Linked DNA regions of Homo sapiens: region 1 is linked to region 2. The links are chromatin contacts, found by Hi-C or POLR2A ChIA-PET in ENCODE. All regions are on one chromosome and are shown on one strand. The core of a region is the stretch at or near the end of the contact, and the rest is flanking DNA. Distances in the headings are between cores, read along the strand shown.

Region 1 (3,656 bases), core at 248-2,747, 360 kb after region 2:
TGGGTCCAGGAACAAAGGGAGTGTCTGAAGACAGCAGTGATGTGATCACCTGTTTTAGGAGGACCACTCGCCAGAGCCCAGGGGAATGGTGGGAGGGGTGGGGAGAGGTGAGGGGAGCTGGGACAGGGCAAGGAGGGATGTATGGAGGACGTGTCCCCTGGCAGTAGGAAGAGAGTCAAGGATGACTCCAGGGCTTCTGTAATTTGAAACAGTCACAAATAACCACAAGCTCTCAGGTGGAAGGACACTGAGAGCCCCATGAAGGTCATGAGGTGGTGGGCCACCTCAGGTCCGTGGATCCAGGACCATGGATCAACAAGAGAAGTGAGGTCTCCCTGGGACCACATAACGTGGTGAAGGCACCGGCCTTTGGTTTTCAAACTCTGCTCCTAAGTGGAGCTCCAGGGTCTGGGGAGGAATGCCGAGTTAGGAGGGAGGCGGGAACCGGAGACCCAGGCCCACTCGTCCGCCCCAGCGACGCTGGCACTTGCACATATGAGGCGGCTTGCATGGCTGTGCTTGAAGAAAGGGTTCTGCAGCTACAGCCTATCTGCAAAGCCCCACGCGAAGTTTGGGCAATGGGCTGTGTGAACCCAGAAAATGGGAGACAGGTCTCAGTTAATTTACAAAGTTTATTTTGCCAAGGGTGAGGACGCGCCCGTGACACAGCCTCAGGAAGTCCTGACATGTGCCCAAGGTGGTCGGGGCACAGCTTGGTTTTATACATTTAGGGAGACAGGATACATCCATCGATACATGTAAGAAGCACATCGGTTCGGTCTGGAAAGACGGGACAACTTGAAGCAAAGGCAGGAAGACTCCAAGCGGGGAGGGAGCGTCCAGGCCACAGATAGGTGAGACACCAACGGTTAAATTCTTTTGAGTTTCTCATTTGCCTTTTCAAAGGAGGCAAATCAGATATGTATCTATCTAAGTGAGCAGAGGAGTGACTTTGAATGGAATGGGAAGCAGGCCTGCCCTAAGCAGTTTCCTGCTGGAGTTTTCCTTAGTGATCTTGGGGGCCCAGGATATCTTCCTTTCACAGCTGATTTCACAAAGCCGGCTGGGTAGGAGGGCCCCAGGGCCGGGTGGCCGTCCGCGTGGCAGGGCGGGGGTCCCAGGGCGGCTGTGCTTGGTGCTGGGAGGCCGCCCGAGGGCAGCGCCGGCCCCGAGTCAGCAGCCGCAGGGCACCCTGGAGATGCGGAACGCCCCCAGCCGTGGGTCAGCAAAGGCGTCTCAGGTGACCCTTAGGGAGGGCTTCTGAGGCAGCCCGTGCGGGGTCCGTCCTGGCTGAGCACTGCGCGGACGGCGCGCCCGCGAGACTCGGACCCGGCCTAGGGCTCAGCGAGCTCTCAGCGGGGCGGGCGGACGCAGGCAGCCCAGGGGAGTGGGGCCCGCCCTGCGCCGCCATCACCCCTTTAAGTGCCAGGCCCGCGGCGCATGCGCAGTCAGGCCGTTGTGCGCAGGCGCAGAGGCGGCGGCGGCGGCGGCGGCGGCGGATGTTTACGGCGGCCGAGGTTGGAGCGGCGCTGCTCGGCCGCGGACACACGAGGGACGCGCCCGAGGAGCTGCAGGTGGCAGCCCAGGCGGTCCGAACCCGTCGGCCGGCCGAGCCTGGAGGTAGAGCCGCCGCCGCCGCCGCCGCCCCTCGGTCCGGCCTGCGGCGAGCGGGTGGTGTGTCCCCTCGGCCCCTTCCCTCCTCCTTCCCCACCCCCGGCACCCCTGCGCCCGGAGCTCTCCTCTGGGGGCGTCGCTCCTCCCCACCTCGGGCACCCTCACCTCCCCCCAGCGGCCTCCAGGGCGTCCCGCGTTTCTCTCTCCGAGCGCTCGCGGTTTCCCGTCGGTCTCTCCCGGTGCCCGTTGCTCACTCACACTCTTGGGTCTGGTTAGTCCAGACCTGCAGCTTGTCTTTGACTTCCCAAGTGGGAAACGTTTGCAGTTCCAAGGCAAGCCAAGAGCTAAGGTTTAGAACAAAGTCTGCCTTGGACCCTTTCAGAAGATGACAGGATTTTTTAAAAAAATAATTGCGCCCCCCCGCCCCGTGCCTTGGAGATAGTAAGAATTGGAGCAGAGCACTGGGACTTCAATTCACGCATGGAAAGAGATCTTTGTTAGTTGGAGGAAGGAGAACTTGCCTGAGCTTCGGGCCTTTGTTTTGTTTTTGTGAGAGGGACGTGTCTCCTAAATGAATGTTTGCTCCAGCGTTGCACCTCAAATAAGTCACCTAAATATCCACGCCCTCTTTATCCACCCCCTCTTTACTCGTGTGACTAGAATAGTTTTCATTTTTCTTCTCAAGGGAATGGCTAAACAGCTCCTATCTGGGCGTTTGATAGACTGTCATTCAAGAATGAGTGAAGTTGAGGTGCCTATAAGCAACTCAGAAATTGTTGTGGCCACGCTTGGGGGAAATAGAGCCCTACACTCAGGTGATGAGAGGAGACCTCAGAGGTGACCGATCCAGGGCCTTGCTCCCTGCGCCACCCCAGCTCGTACCTCCAGTGGAACTTGGCTGGGCTTATCAAGAGCTCCTTTCATTCATTGCAACTTCATTTGTTAGAAAGCTTCTCTGTGTATTTAGTAGGCATTGTCTCCAACATGTACCACTGGTCTGGCTTTTGTTAGGCCCATTAATAGTGTACATGTGACAGCCTTTCAAGTATAGGTGCTCCCCGGCTTACGGTGGGGTCGCATCCCAGTAAACACATCGTTAAACCTGAAGTCGAACCATCCGAAGTCGGAGACCATCTGTATTTGAAAAAAGTCCCTTTGCATTGCTTGTAAGAGTTCTGGTTTTCAAGGTGAGAAATCTGTTTGTGTGTTTGTTTGATCATTCTGCCCAAAGGAGATGTGGCTTTGGGTCCTTTTCCCCACTCATCTTCCACAATGAATTACTTTGTCCATATTACCCTAAAGAAGTGACATCCAAGTTGGAATGTGATCTTCCGTATGTCGCCTCCCAAAACCCCACTACCATAGCTTCATGCTTGTGTTGACACAGCCACAATCACAACTCAGGTGTCAGTTCTGAGACCTTCCCATGCCTGTCGCCACTCAGCAAGTGTTCTTCATGTGCCCTGGCAGTTCGCATTGTAAGGAGCAGCCAGGTTGTTATGGACTGTTGCTAGTTACCACAGAGTAGTGAATTATATTAAGGATTAATTACAGCAGACAATGTGCACAGTATCATCGAGTGCAGCGTTCTAAAAATGATTCTACACTTTTACTTTGAAAAATTGGATTTGACCAGATTGTAGAATCTGGGTGAAAATGATAGGATTTGGTTTGGCGAAGAGCTTTGTTGTCGGTGTTTTTGGTGACATCATGACTGATCATATCGATGGTTTTCAGTGCGAGGGAGTGTTAGATTACCAGACAAAGATGGTAATAAATATCAGACCCCACAGCTATTCACATGGATCCTACCAGTGGCAATAGGTATAGATAGGGTTACCCCATCGTCAAAAGGTTACCGGTGTGTTGTGTGGTAAAGAACGTTGCTGTCTTGAGTATTTTTAAAAGCTGCACTGGTGTGGTATTAAAAACACAGGCCTTTTGCCATACAGTCCTGGGTTTGAATGCAGCCCCCTCCTCACAAACTGGCTATGTGATCATGAACAAATTAACCGGCCAGCTCCAATTTGCTTCTTAATGTT
Region 2 (3,241 bases), core at 202-2,701:
TTCCTGCCTTGGTCTACCAAAGTGCTGAGATTCCAGGCGTGAGCCATGGGTCCCGTTGTATACATTTCAGTAACTATATTATTCCATTTGAGTGCTCACTTGTGCAGTTGGGCAGGTTTCCATTCTCGCTATTAAAAATAGTGCCTTCATGAATATTTCAGTGCATATACCTTTTTCTGTATTTAGGAATATTTTCTTTGGAAGAATGTCCCTAAAGTGGAACTGCTAGGTCTCAGAGGGACTCACTTAAGGCTGGTTCATTCATTCTTGCAGCTCCCAGCACAAGTGGAATATAGCTTCAATCTGAGATCGGTACCAGGCCCATTTCATTCTCTCATCCCTCCAATTCTGGCCTGAAATATTTCATTCTCTTGGAATCTATAGTTGTAGATATGAACCTGGCCTTTCTGCTTCTTGGGTTCCATAGGCCTTTTCTTGCTGCCTGCTTGATGTTGCGCAGCTTAATGACTGCTAGGAGGCTTCCCAAGCTCTGACACTTCCAGGCTGTGAGACTGGAACAAGCTTGGCAATTCAAGACCGGCATTATGGCAGTGAGTTATGAGGGCAGAGGAAGGAGGCCAGAGCGTGTTGAGAGAGAATTTGGGTTTCACGCAGTGTGTCACGGGAAGCCTTGGATGCTACTGGGTTTGTTTTAAAAAGATGACCGCACTGAACTCAGGTAAACGGGCAAGGGTGGAAGCGAGGAGGCAGGAGCACCGGCCGCAGAGGTCTGGGAGCTTCTAGGATGGGAAGTGGCCCAGGCAGCCTACGCGGGGCAGGCCGTCAGTGAGTGGCGGAGCGCCTGCAGTTACAGGGACAGGGAAGGGTGGCCGACGGGATGGGCAAGGGCAGAGGGAGGTGGAGTGGACGTTCGTGGTCCTGCCTCTCCACGCTGCTGTTTGGAGATGATTCCGGGAGGGTGGGAGGGCGCTGGCGACGGCATTTCAGTGGTTGGACAGGAAGGAAGGAAGGACGTCCCATCTCGGCGCTCCAGGGTTGAGCAAATGTCAGTCCCAGGACGGTGGCTCCGGGTGGGGGCGGGGGCGACGGTCCGCAGCCGTCTCCCACCAGCTCCCTGTTCAGTTCTTTGATGAGAACGATTACGTTTTCTCAGTCTTACTTAAAGCGCTGAGTAAACTCACCTGCAAGACCAGCAAGCCCTGCGCTTCTCTTTCTGCGCGGTTCCCCGCAGCACATGGCGTGTCCACCCGGGACCCACCTGCGGCCACCTGAAGACTGGGAGGACTGGCTCCGCCCCCGCGCTTCGTCCCCGCCCACTCATGGGCGGAGCCTCCACAGGGCGCCTCGGCCCCGGGCTGTCACTCGGGACTCCGCCCCTTCATGGACGGAGCCTCCGCTCGGCTCTCTGAGCGCATGCGCAGCCGGTCCCACCCGCGGCTCCGACACGCCGGAGCCCACGTCCTTCCGGGAGCGCGCGCGCCGGTGCGGGTGCGTGCGTGAGCGTGCTCGTCTCCGCTGCCGCTGCCGCTGCCGCTGCCGGTGCCGCACCCGCGCCCTCTGCCGCCGCCGCCGCCGCCGCCCGGGGTCTCCAGGCTGAGGAGTGCGTCGGCCGCTGCCCAGCAGCGCCGCGAATCGGGGAGCGGAGCCGCGGAGCCGGCGGGAGGGCGGGCGGGCGGGCGGACGGGCAGGTGAGCTCGCTGCGGGTCGGGCGGGCGGATCGGCCCACGTCAGGCCCGGGCAGGCGGGCGGGCGGGCGCGGGTGGGGGGCGGGGGCGGCACTCCAGAGCCGGAAATGGCGGCGACCCCCGGGCCGGGGCTGCGCGGGCGCTCGGGGCCGGAGCTGCTGCGACGCCGCGGCCTGGGCCGGGGCGGGGGCGCGGGAAGGTCGGCGCCGGGGCCTGCGGGAGCCGGGCCGGGCCGGGCCGGGGGTCTGAGCACCGTGGTGGGGGCTGGGGCGGCGCTCTCCGCGGGTCTCTTCGGGCCCGGACGCCCCCTCCGCTCCCCCAGGTCCCCGCGGCCGCCCCCAACCCCCCGGGGTCTCCTCTCCTGCGGGGGGACTGGAGAAGCTGGGCCATCGCTGGTCTTAGGGAGGCAGATAATTTAGTCCCTGGGTCGTTGTGTTTATAGCTCGGGGAATTGAAAATTGTTCTGTAACGCATCGTAAATTAATCTTTCCGACGTTGTAAATTCCAAAAAGCATTTGGTTTGTTAGAAAAAACCTGTTTTCTCCGCTTTATAAAAACATTTGAAGCCATGCTTTATATTGAACTCTTAAGGAGAGTATTAGGAACTCGTCCGTTCAGGTTCTAACTTGTTGGTGTTAAGTGTCTGGATTAAAGACTCTCTTTTTCGTGTGCCGAAGCCATGATTTCTCAAATTCATTCAGTTGTGTCATACAGGAAAAGGAAGCAAAAATTTCAGCTTTATTTTTGTTTTCCGGCTTAGGCTTGGTTGGGAAGATTTGATGGTGGTTAGACACGTCTGCCCTTATTTGCCTGTTTAGAAAAACCTATTCTAATGACAAAAACAGTTACATTGCTCCCACTATTGTCATGGTTACCTGAAGGCAAAAGTTTACTCAAAGCTTCTGAGATTTTATGTTCGTTTATTTGCTTCTCTTTTTAAAAAAATGTCAGCTGAGTTTCAGGAATGAGTAGTCTGTCAAACAAGAGATGAAATTAGAAGCCTGGATCTAAGGGCTTTGGGGAAGTTTCGGTTGAGTTCCCCTTTCACTTGTGTCGGTGCTGTAGGACTCGGGGTGGCTCCAGCTGGCGTCTGGCCCAGCAGAGAGCTGTAGGGGCCCGCTCTGGTTGCTGGCTGTGTGGACTCTGAGGGACACCCCTGGCGAGGGTGTTAATGAGCCTGCAGCGTCTGAGTCCACCCACCCTCAGACTGGCCCCTGACTCACTCTGCACCTGCCATATCAGCCTCCTTGCTAGTTCTGAACAGAGCCACATGCTCTGTCCTTGGATCTTCCTGGAATGCCTGGTTCCTTAACCCCCTAGCCTGGCGACTGCCTGCCTGCCTTGCCACCCAGTTCCCTTCCTCGCTTAATTTTCCCACAGCGCTGAATCCTCCTAGTGTCCTGCTTAATGCATTTATCATACTTAATATTTTACTGTGAGTTAGTAAGGTCCGTGGAGAGAATGTTTTGTGAAAAAAACAGTTGCTGGCACATGATCGGGGCCCAGTAAATATTTGTTCAGTGAATGAACGTGAGGAGCTTAGCAGCAGCTGTGCGTGGTGCTGGCCTTGTCACCCGGAAGTCCTTGTCGGTGAG

What was found. Hi-C counts contacts between places; a loop is a spot of excess contacts on that map. ChIA-PET counts read pairs that join two places held with the same protein, here RNA polymerase II (POLR2A). Pooled maps may share reads with other maps.
Region 1: a map with no recorded cell type shows a loop between it and region 2 (7-fold over the local background). The contact joins the promoter of PCMTD2 here to the promoter of DNAJC5 in region 2. A Hi-C loop is called at or near these places in 1 of 37 single-sample maps with no recorded cell type and 4 of 50 pooled maps. POLR2A ChIA-PET finds 5 or more read pairs at or near these places in 1 of 52 experiments (GM12878).

The regions. Positions count from the first base shown.
Region 1 is chr20:64,254,251-64,257,906 of GRCh38, forward strand. It overlaps PCMTD2 (protein-L-isoaspartate (D-aspartate) O-methyltransferase domain containing 2), which reads left to right and starts at 1,498. Exons shown (of 6, transcript NM_018257.3): 1 at 1,498-1,620.
Region 2 is chr20:63,893,675-63,896,915 of GRCh38, forward strand. It overlaps DNAJC5 (DnaJ heat shock protein family (Hsp40) member C5), which reads left to right and starts at 1,452. Exons shown (of 5, transcript NM_025219.3): 1 at 1,452-1,649. RefSeq lists enhancers at 665-834, 767-1,294, a cis regulatory region at 750 and a silencer at 1,294-1,533.